Regions from separate parts of the Homo sapiens genome. Here region 1 is linked to region 2. A link is a contact called in ENCODE Hi-C or POLR2A ChIA-PET data. All regions are on one chromosome and are shown on one strand. Each heading gives the region's core, a stretch centred on a gene start or an enhancer-like site at or near the end of the contact. The rest is flanking DNA. Distances are from core to core; before and after follow the strand shown. Region 1 overlaps IGF1R (insulin like growth factor 1 receptor). Region 2 has its middle 48 kb from the start of IGF1R.

What was found. Hi-C counts contacts between places; a loop is a spot of excess contacts on that map. ChIA-PET counts read pairs that join two places held with the same protein, here RNA polymerase II (POLR2A). Pooled maps may share reads with other maps.
Region 1: a pooled map shows a loop between it and region 2 (2.1-fold over the local background). The contact joins two enhancer-like sites. A Hi-C loop is called at or near these places in 1 of 168 maps with a recorded cell type or tissue (naive thymus-derived CD4-positive, alpha-beta T cell), 5 of 37 single-sample maps with no recorded cell type and 11 of 50 pooled maps. POLR2A ChIA-PET finds 5 or more read pairs at or near these places in 7 of 52 experiments (AG04450, CD4-positive, alpha-beta T cell, HEK293T and 4 more).

The regions. Positions count from the first base shown.
Region 1 is chr15:98,864,219-98,869,631 of GRCh38, reverse strand. The region is part of intron 2 of IGF1R (insulin like growth factor 1 receptor); the gene reads right to left. Among named protein-coding and RNA genes, the nearest start is that of MIR4714, 82 kb to the right of the region's middle. Within about 2 kb of position 3,496, at least 34 of the 41 ENCODE cell types and tissues checked have a DNase peak (open chromatin) inside an H3K27ac peak, as active enhancers do.
Region 2 is chr15:98,598,050-98,603,343 of GRCh38, reverse strand. No RefSeq gene overlaps it. Among named protein-coding and RNA genes, the nearest start is that of IGF1R, 48 kb to the left of the region's middle. RefSeq lists enhancers at 2,580-2,729, 2,352-2,852, 2,853-3,353. Within about 2 kb of position 2,908, at least 20 of the 41 ENCODE cell types and tissues checked have a DNase peak (open chromatin) inside an H3K27ac peak, as active enhancers do.

The DNA of each region.
Region 1 (5,413 bases), core at 2,247-4,746, 270 kb before region 2:
GAAACCCCATCTCTACTAAAAACACAAAATTAGCCGAGTGTGGTGGCACATGCCTGTAATCCCAGCTACTCGGGAGGCTGAGGCAGGAGAATCGCTTGAACCCGAGAGGTGGAGGTTGCGGTGAGCCGGAGATCGTGCCATTGCACTCCAGCCTGGGCAACAAGGGCGAAACGCCGTCTAAAAAAAAAAAAAAAAAAGAATCTCAAGGGAGCCAGGTTCCAGGAAGAATAATCTTCCTTCTCATGTGGTGTGGTCGTTGCCAATTTGACCATACAGGTCCTGTGTAATACCCATGCGGTATGTGGTGTTTTTTTTTGTTGTTGTTGTTGTTTGTTTTTTTTAATTGAAAGCTGTCTCGAAATCTCTTTGGAATTAGACAACATATAAATGGAAAGCAAGTAAGTCCAATAATAGAAGGGAGTTTCCTGGCGGATAAGTACTTTCCTATGTTTCAACAGTCAACTGTTATTAAATAAATAGACGATGACAAGAATAATATGAAAAAATATTTCCTTGCCCCTTCCTCGAAAAAGAGAAAAAAAGGATAAAAATCTGAGAAACCACTTTTAGGAGATGAGCAGTAAAATGAACCAGAGGCCTCTGGCTGCATTTCTTTGCAGGTTTCCCCAGGAATAACCCAAAGAAATAATCTAACCTATGCACAAGCCCAGCTCTCTCACAGGTAACACTTGCTTCTGGGCAGACCAAAAACTTTTTAATGAAGATAATCCTCTCTCAAGGGTGTGAGATGAGTCAGAGCTGCAGGTACTAGCAGGGAAGGGAAGAATGAATGTTTAGTAGTAGTAGGAAGGTACCTAACATTTACGGGGCACTCACTGCTACCCGTGCTAAGCGCTTGGCATACGCTGTCAGATTTCATCTGTGCAACAAGCCAAAGAGGGAGGGCCTGCCGTTCCCATCTTCAGAACCAGAGCCTGAGGCACAAAGAGAGAGTGTGTGTGACTTCCCAGAGTCACACAGCTTGAAGAAGGCAGAGCTGGAATTCCAACCTGGGCGACCTGACTTCAGGGTCAGTGCTTCTAACCAACAGGCTACAGGGCACCTGTATGCGCCACAGAGTTTTCTAGCGTAATTCTCGTAACTCGTAGGAGAAATCAGCATTATTTCCCCAGACTGAGGGTCTAAGAGGCTGTATCTTGCCAAGGAGACAGAACTCACATACTGATTGCCAGGAGCTTGCATAAGGCTCATTTCCATGCCTTAAAGATCTGTCAGGGCCATTCTAAAGGACCCCCCCCCCAAAAAAAAAAACCCAACAGATTTGGCTTTTTTTTTTTTTTTTTGGAGACAAGGTCTTACTCTGTTGTCCAGGCTGGAGTGCAGTGGTGCCATCATGGCTCACTGAAGCCTTGACCTCCATCTCAGCCTCCCAAGTATCTGGGACTACAGGTGTGCACCACCACGCTCTGATTTTTTTTTGGAGACAGAGTTTCACTCATTCTTTTGCCCCAGCTGGAGTGCAGTGGTGAAATCTCAACTCACTGCAACCCCCAACTCCCGGGTTCAAACACTTCTCTGAGTAGCTGGGATTACAGGCATGCACCACCACAACCATCTAATTTTTGTATTTTTAGCAGAGACGGGGTTTCGTCACGTTGGCCAGGCTAGTCTCGAACTCCCGACCTCAAGCGATCTGCCCGCCCTGGCCTCCCAAAGTGCTGACATTGGAGACACGAGCCACTGCGCCTGGCCTGGATTTGGCTATTTTAAAAAGTGGAAACTTTACTGCTATGCTTAACCTAACTTCAAAATATTTCTCAATTATTCCTACTTTAAAAATACTACAATTCACACAGTTGATAAAGCACAGAATTAGCACCACATCAAACATAGTGTTTAATCACAATGGCTTTAAAAATATATAAAGTCAAAAAGCTTTTAAGTTCTTATTAAATATTTGTTCATTTAACACTTGGTCTACCCGTTTGTAAGGCATGTCAGGCAATTGTGAGGGCTAAGAGACATACACAAGGCACACAGTCAGATGCAGGTGATGAGATGTACACACAGATAATAATTAGAGGTAAGGATTCACGTCATAAAAGATACCTAACGGGAGGACAAGAACACTTCCAGCCAAGAGGCCCACACGATGGCAAGGCATATGCAAGGCAGGAGTGTGCAAGCAGTGACTTTAGACCTAGGCAAAGGAGCCGTGGGGACTCAAGACTGGCAAGTGGTAGGGGTGGGGCTTCTCGAATTTATGTATTTCAACAGAAAATTATAAATCACTACTCATATTAATATATAACTTAAAATTCTTAAAAATTAGCTCAGTGCTTTTTGCCTTTAAGAAATATTTTAATTAAACAAACCCAATTTGTTTTAAAACTTCACAGAACGAGGTTCAGAAAGTGGCTTTTGTTGCTGCGCAAAGTTGATGCCTACGGATCATCTATTCCTAAAGTTGTTTAGAATGGGTTATTTCTCTCTCTCTCTCTCTCTCTCTCTCTCTCCCCCTTTCTCTCCTGGCACAAGGAAGTTTTACACCATCTACAATCCCTCCGTTAGATTAAAAAAAAATAAACCTCCATTGTGAGAGGCGCCATTGGTGTCTGCCTCCTTGTCTTCCAGTCACAAATGGAGAGGCGGGCTGAAGAACAGCTTCACTGCTCAGGATGTCATGAATTTAAAAAAGTGTAGCAATGGTGCTTGGCCAGACAGAGTGGAAAACAAAGCCTCAGTCATTTGTTTAAACAAATTCACAAAAACAAAAACACTTCCTCCACGTACCCGTACCCAGTGAATTCTAAAAAGGATCACACATTTAGTATGACTTTTAAAACTTTCACTTTCACACATTAAAAACAACATGATGGGAGCAAACAAGCGGACATCACCCCTCACTCGTGCTTATCTATTTCTGGTTTCATTAAGCTGCCGAAACGACCGCCAGCGCTTCCTCTCATCCCAACAGGAAAATTTCATGGCTCCTGAAGGTCTGAGTCAGACTGGAAAGCTCATGAATATTCTGAGTTTCTGGAGCTGATGCAAGGACGTCACTATAATTGATGACCAGGCAGAGCTATCTACTACACGTTTGAACCACTCCTCTGAAATAATTTATCAGAAGTTAGATTTTCGTTTCTAAAGCTATTAATAACAAGAGTCTGTTTCTGATTTTTAAGATGAAGTTCAATCTTTCAAGCCATTCTGCTTTTCAATAAATTCCCTCTATTTGCAGAGGCCCGCATTAATATACTCCTTGCTTTACTGCATTTTAATAAAGGTGATGAGAAAATAAACCGAAGAGAACCTGAAGCTTCCCACATGCAATGGGAAGAAAGCAGCGTGCTGCAGATTTAAATCAGGATCTGCATTTACTGGGTACACGGAAGTGAAGAGAGTACGTGCATCTGTGTGGTGGCGGCGGGGGACAGAGACAGAGGCGTCTTCCTGTGGACGGCAGGAGCGTCCTGGGCTGTTCCGCTGAGATTTGGGCTCTGAGTCATGGGGTGCTCGCGTGGAACAGTAAGACCGAGTTCAACTGAGAACGCCCGCACGTATCCTATGTTAATTTTTCTTTTGCAAACACATTTGCATCTTTTACTTTCATTTTAAACTGCGCCCCGTGCATATGTGCACTACCAACCCATCCGGGTGACGGGCAAGTTGTATCTACTCTGGGAGCCTCCTCCTGCCTGCGAGGCAAGTGGCGACCCCAGAGCGGGAGGTGGGAGCCCCCTTTTCTTACGGTTCTCGGACCGCAGATTTTCCATCAACACTCAATTAGGTTTAAAGATACACTAGGGTGTGTACTGAGATAGTTCAAAATGATTTCCTTCCAACATAAAATGGATCGTGAACCACGGGAATCCTGAGCCCTCCACTTCCCAGCGAGGCAGCATGACTGGTGCTGTGAGACGGATCCACCAGTGATCGAAACCGCGTTCTGCTAGGGAAATTGAGGTTTGGACCACGTGGTCAAGGACAAATGAAAAACCTTTTACGCATTTCCAAATATCAAAATTAAAGAATTAAAAGAGAAAAAAACCCCAAGGAGTTCATATCTTCCCAAACCACAAAGCCACGCCCGGGCCCCACTCCCTTTTCTATCCACTTTAGCACATGCCGAAGCCCAGCGTGGCCTGGGACCACGTGAGGGACGGTGGGCGTGGCCGGGGCGCAGTCACGTGGCCGCTATGCACGCCGAGCCCCACCTCCAGCCAGCCCCTCCTTGGCGGCTGCAGGAGCCCAGCCAGCGATCCAGGCGGCGTTTCCAAACCCAGATCCACGCCTGTACCTGCAATGACTTACAGGATATTTTAGGAATTAGTCCAACATATCCTTTGGGATATCCTTTGGGGTCTGTAAGTAATACTCAAATAGATTTTACCTATCTCGCTGTATTCTGCAGCCAACTTTAAAACATTCATCTGGAAACTGCAAACACAAAATAACCCTTAGTGCATGATATTGTGAATTCTGTGCCCGTCTCCCCTTCAAAAGCTATATAGTATATACTTAGTACACAAACTAACTCAGAATCATGTATCCTACTGTAAGGAGTCCTCTTTGGTCCAGCAAGCATGTGTGATCTGATACCTAGCCTACTGAGATGCCTACGATTCTTTTCTTCACATCTCCCAAATATAACAGCTACATTTCAGACTCCTAAAATTTAATTTGGAATGAGTTACAAATATCAGTGAGGAAAAACGAGGGCCACAGGAAGCTTAGTATAGCTTGCACGCTCTTGTGTGAGGGCCATAATAAAATTACAAACTGGGATGGATTGCATGATATTTAAAAAATTTAGCCATTCGGTTTCATCAAACAGAAGCATGAGATTTGATAAAATGTTACACTTGAGGAGTATAAATCTTTTTTATTTTAAAAATAATAGAAAAGACCACATAGAGTAAAATCAAAGAATACAACAGACAATTTTTTAAAACTTTCTTTTGGCTAAAGAGTTATTTTTAGGCTGAGCGCTGTGGCTCCCGCCTGTAATCACAGCCCTTTGGGAGGCCGACTGGAGAAGATAGCTTGAGGCCAGGAGTTCAAGAGGGACCTGGGCAACACAGACCCCATCTCTACGAAAAATTAAAAAATTAGCTGGGCATGGTGGCACACGCCTGTAGTGGCAGTTACTCAGGAGGCTGAGGTGGGAGCATTAACTTAAACCTGGGAGGTTGAGGCTCCTGCTCCAGTGAGCTATGAGAGCAACACTGCACTCCAGCCTGGGTGACAGGCCAAGATGTCTCAAACAACAAGTGATTTTAGTATTTCAGTGATGGAAAATTCTGAATAATGATTTCTTCATACCAATTAGATTTGGGACTGCTGAAATTTAATTAAATAGGGGGCCTCCTCCAACTTGTTTGCCATGTTGGTAATGTTTGCCTATTTATTTGAGACAGTGTCTTGCTCTGTTGTCCAGGCTGGAGAG
Region 2 (5,294 bases), core at 1,659-4,158:
ACTCCTGGCCTCAAGCGATCCACCCGCCTCAGCCTCCCAAACTGCTGGGATTATAGGTGTGAACCACTGCACCCAGCCTAAGTTTAGAACATTTTCATCACCCCAAAAATAAACCCCAAACCTTTTAGCAGTCATTCCCTACCGTCTTCACCACCCCTAGTCTTAGAGAAACATTAATCTACTTTCTATCTTTATAGATGTGCCTATTCTAGACATTTTATATAAACAGAATCATATAATATGTGCTATTTTATTCACGGTTTTTTTCACTTAGGATACTGTTCTCCAGATTTATCCACACTGTAGTATATATCAGCACTTCATTCCTTTTTATGGCTGAATAATATTACATTACATGGATATACCACATTTTATCTATTCATAGTTGATAAACACTTTAGTTGTTTCCACTTTTTTACTATTATAAATAACGCTGCTACGAACATTTATGTATAAGCTTTTGTGGATGTAGATTTCATTTCTCTCTCTTTTTTTTTTTTTTTTTTGAGATGGAGTCTCACTCTGTTGCTCAGTCTGGAGTGCAATGCCACCATCTTGGCTCACTGCAACCTCCACCTCCTGGGTTCAAACAATTCTTCTGCCTCAGTCTCCCAAGTAGCTGGGATTACAGGCATGTGCCACCACACCCAGCTGATTTTTGTATTTTTAGTAGAGACAGGGTCTCACCATGTTGGCCAGCCTGGTCTCAAACTCCTGACCTCAGGTGATCTGCCCACCTTGGCTTCCCAAAGTGCTGGGATTATAGGCGTGAGCCACCACGCCTGGCCAGATTTCATTTCTCTTAGGTAAACACCTAGGAGTGGAACTGCCAGGTCATATGGCTACTCTGTGTCTAACATTTTGAGAAACTGTGACACTGTTTTCCACAGTGGCTGGACTATTTTACATTTCCGCCGGCAGCATATGAGGGTTCCAATTTCTCCACATTCTTACTACTACTTGCTTTCATCTGTCATTTTTATTATTGCCATCTTAGAAGATGTGAAGTGGCATCTCACTGTGGTTTTGACTTGCACTTCCCTGATGGCTAATGATGTGGAGCAGTGGTCCCCAACCTTTTTGCCACCAGGGACCAGTTTCATGGAAGACAGTTTTTCCACAGATGTGGTGTGGAGGGAGCAGCATGGCTTCGGGATGAAATTGTTCCATCTCAGATCATCAGGCATTAGATTCTCATAAAGAGTGTGCAACCTAGATCCCTCGCATGTCAGTTCACAAAAGGGTTCATGCTCTTATGAGAATCTCACGCTGCAGCTGATCTGACAGGAGGCAGAGCTCAGGCAGTAATGCTCACTGGCCCGACTCTCACCTCCTGCCGTGCAGCTGGGTTCCTAACAGGCCACATGGACTGGTACCAGTCCACTGCCCAGGCTTGGGGACTCCTGATGCAAAGCATCTTTTCTTGTGCTTATTGGTCATTGTATACCTTCTTTGGGGAAATATCTAATCAAATCTTTTGCTTATTTTACAATTGGGTTATTTGTCTTTTTTTTTTGTTATTGAGCTATATGAATTCCTGCTGGGTGTAGTGGCTTACATCTGTAATCCCAGCACTTTGAGAGGCCAAGGCAGGGGGATCTCTTGAGCCCAGGATTTTGAGACCAGACTGGGCAACATGGTGAAACCTTGTCTCTACAAACAATATAAAAATTAGGCAGGCTTGGTGGCACATGCCTGTAGTCCCAGTTACTTGAGAGGCTGAAGTTGGAGAATCGCTTGAGCCCAGGAGGTCCAGGCTGCAGTGAGCCGTGACTGTGCCACTGCACTCCAGCCTGGGAGACAGAGAGAGACTCTGCCTTGGTGGGGCCGGGAAACAGAAAGAAAGAATTCTTTATGTATTCTGGATGTTAGTCCCTTATCAAACATAGGATCTGGCTGGGCGTGGTAGCTCACGCCTGTAATCCCAGTACTTTGGGAGGCCAAGGTGGGTGGATCACTTGAGGTCAGGAGTTCGAGACCAGCCTAGCCAACATGGTGAAAGCCCGTATCTAGTAAAAATACAAAAAAATTAGCCAGGCATGGTGGTGCACACCTGTGGTCCCAGCTACTTGGGAGGCTGAGGCAGGAGAATTGCTTGAATCCGGGAGGTGGAGGTTGCAGTGAGCTGAGATTGCACCACTGCACTCCAGCCTGGGGGACAGAGAGAAACTCCATCTCAAAAAAAAAAAAAAAAAAAAAGGTCCTTCAAATATTTTTTCCCATTGTTTTCCAATTTGGCTTTTTAACTTTCTTCCTTTTTTTTGGCCTTACTTTCTTAACAATAAGGTGTTTTGAAAGGAAAAAGTGAAACCAACGATTCAACTTATCTAGACTTTTCTGTAATTTTGTATGGCTAACTCACTATTTTAGAATGATTTGTGTCTCTTGGCTTTCAGTGTTCTACTGTGAAAAGTTATGAAGGTTCAAGTTTTTGTAAGGAAACAAAAATGTCTATAAGAAGACTGATTGGTGTGCTCTCCCTGCGTGTTTACTAAGGCTTTCCTTGGCCACTTTGTTATTTCCCATATTTAAAACATGGCCAAGTTCCTGTGAATGATTGTTTTCAAGGAAATATCTTTGTAATTGAAAACGAACTAAATAATATATTATATGTTTGCTATGAACACAGTGTGGCAGCTTTGAATTCATAGGATTTCAGGCTATCAGTGTAAATCAGGAAACGGCTTCCAGGAAGAGAAAGTGAGAGTGAAAGCAACCGACAGAGAGCAGGCAGGGCCAGGAGAGAGGGCTGCAGGCTCCCTCGCAGGGGAACCCCAAAGAGCACATTCTTTGGGGAGTGACCACCCTCCGGAGCGAGGAGCCTTGGGGATGGGATCCTTGCCAGTGCAGTGTGTGTATGTGTGCGTCAGTGCAGTGTGTGTAAGTGTGCGTGTGTGTGTGTGTGTGTATGTGTGTGTGTACATGCGCATGAGCTGAGAGAGAGAGGAGGAGGAGCAGGAGGTGGCGGAGGCAGGGCAGAAGGTATCTTTTCCCATTGAGACTTTTTTTTGGTCTTTTAAAACCTCTTCCGCGAGCTCAGTCTTTGTAAACATACCTGTATGCCCAATTCTCTCCAGCTCAAGAAATACAGGGGCCTGATTTTTCTCAGAATTGTATTTACCATTTTTTTTTAAGAAGGCCTCAGCTCTGCCCTGGTGCTTAAAGCTCTCTCCTGCACATGTGTATGCGTTACATCCACCCTAGGTCATCAGCTACTCGCAAAAGGTCCTGATCCCACTGCAAATTAAATTCCATTCCAGTTTTTTGAACCTCACATATTTAGTTCATGACATAGGGGCCCTGGAAATGTTATATCTAAAACTTGGTGTGGATTGTTAACTAAAAACTTGGGACTTGGTCTGAAGCCCCCATTCATCCTGAGCAGCAAGAGGAACACGTGGTGGCAAAGCCTGCGGGCTGTCTATTCTCACTATAAATAGGAATGGTCTGTTTTGCAGCTCTCCAGCTTTTAGGCACATAATATTTGCCATATGTATGCTATCGCATCCCTGCTATCTGCATTCACACAAACCATGGATCCCATGCTCTTGTCTTGCTTTCCCGTTGCAACTGCAATTGTTTGTTGATAAATATCTTTTATCTCAATGATGTGGACATAATATCCACACTCTTCTCCCGACGTGTATGAAAGACGGAAGAAGGGAGAAGGAGAAAACAGACACGGAGGACCTACTAGGAGCCATGAGCTTTGCCCAGTGCTTTCTTTACTCTAGCAAGGACATTAAACGCACTTAGTGATCATTAGTTCCATGCCTACCAGGAGCCAGAGAATTTCCGCACATCATCTCTTGGAGACAGGTATTTTTTCAGCCTTCAATGATGTTAAGTAATTTGCTGGAAGTCACATCTTCTGAGCTTGGATTTGAGTTCAGTAGGTTCTGATTTGGAGCTTTGCTAACTTTGAATTTCAAATTTAAAATGTAAGATTTTGCAGAAGTAGATGGCTTGTCTTTATCACCTAAAAATAAAGCATTCTTTCCCAGGAATGGGTTTGCAGAACTGCATCTACAGCAATTCAGGCTGGGGCGTGCAGCCAGATGACCTGGGTTTGAATCCTGGCTCTACCCCTTGCTGGCTCTGTGACCTTGGGCAACAATTTAACCTCACTGTCCTTATCTGTAAAATGGGCATAGTGATGATGGTAATTCTACCTACTTAGAAAGGTGTTGTGGCTGGGCGCAATGGTTCACGCCTGTAATCCCAGCACTTTGGGAGGCTGAGGTGGGTGGACTACTTGGTCGGGAGCTCCAGACCATCCTGGCCAACATGGTGAAACCCTGTCTCTACTGAAAATACAAACATTAGCCGGGTATGGTGGTAGGCACCTGTAATCCCAGCTACTCAGGAGACTGAGGCAGTATAATCACTTGAACCTGGAAGGTGGAGGTTGCAGTGAGCCGAGATTGCTCCACTGCACTCCAGGCTGGGCGATACAGCAAGACTCAGTCTCCAAAAAAAAAAAAAAAAAAAAAAAAAAAAAGTGTTGTTAAGATCTGGTAAGATGACCTGTGATGTGTGATAAGCCGTCAATATTAGCCAGTATGACTAAGACTTGCATATACAACCAGAGCTGGAACACCAAGCTACAGGATTGCTTTCGCAGGTGTTGAATTAAATAGATCAATTTGAAAGCAATAAGCCTCTTTCCTTCCTTCCCTCCCTTCCTTCCTTCCTCTCTCTCTCTCTTTCAATGCAAGAGTGGGCTTTCCTAGCAGTCAAATATAACTTAGTTAATTCAACAAATGCTTGTAGAACCGTACTGTAGTGCCAAGTGCTGTGCTGAGTGCGAGCTAGAGATTTGGTAGTGAAAACACAGATTGCACATTCCCATTCTGCAGACTGTGGAGCTCACAGTCTAGTGGGAAAGACACCAATGATACAATCAGACCTACCAGAGGGGAATGCTTTCTCATAAAGTCAACTCTCATGTAAAGTTTTTTAAAAAATCTTCTAAAATTTACCCTGAAATGTATTTTTTTCTTTTGCTTAACAAATTATTGCTTTACGGAATTATATGTTGTGTATTTTCATAAATCTCTTCATCCAACATATGCTATATATGTACATGAAAAGTCTGTATATATACATTTCTACACAAACCTTGTTGACAAACTCTGCTTAATGTTGGTTCCAATTACAAATGGTAAAATTCAATGTTTTTCACACATCAGATATTTAAGTAGTTTTAAAAAGGAAATATCTTAAAATGCCAACTGGAATATTTTCGGAGCAAAGTGTCATCTTAATGAGGATTCATGATGTAGCAGTGGATG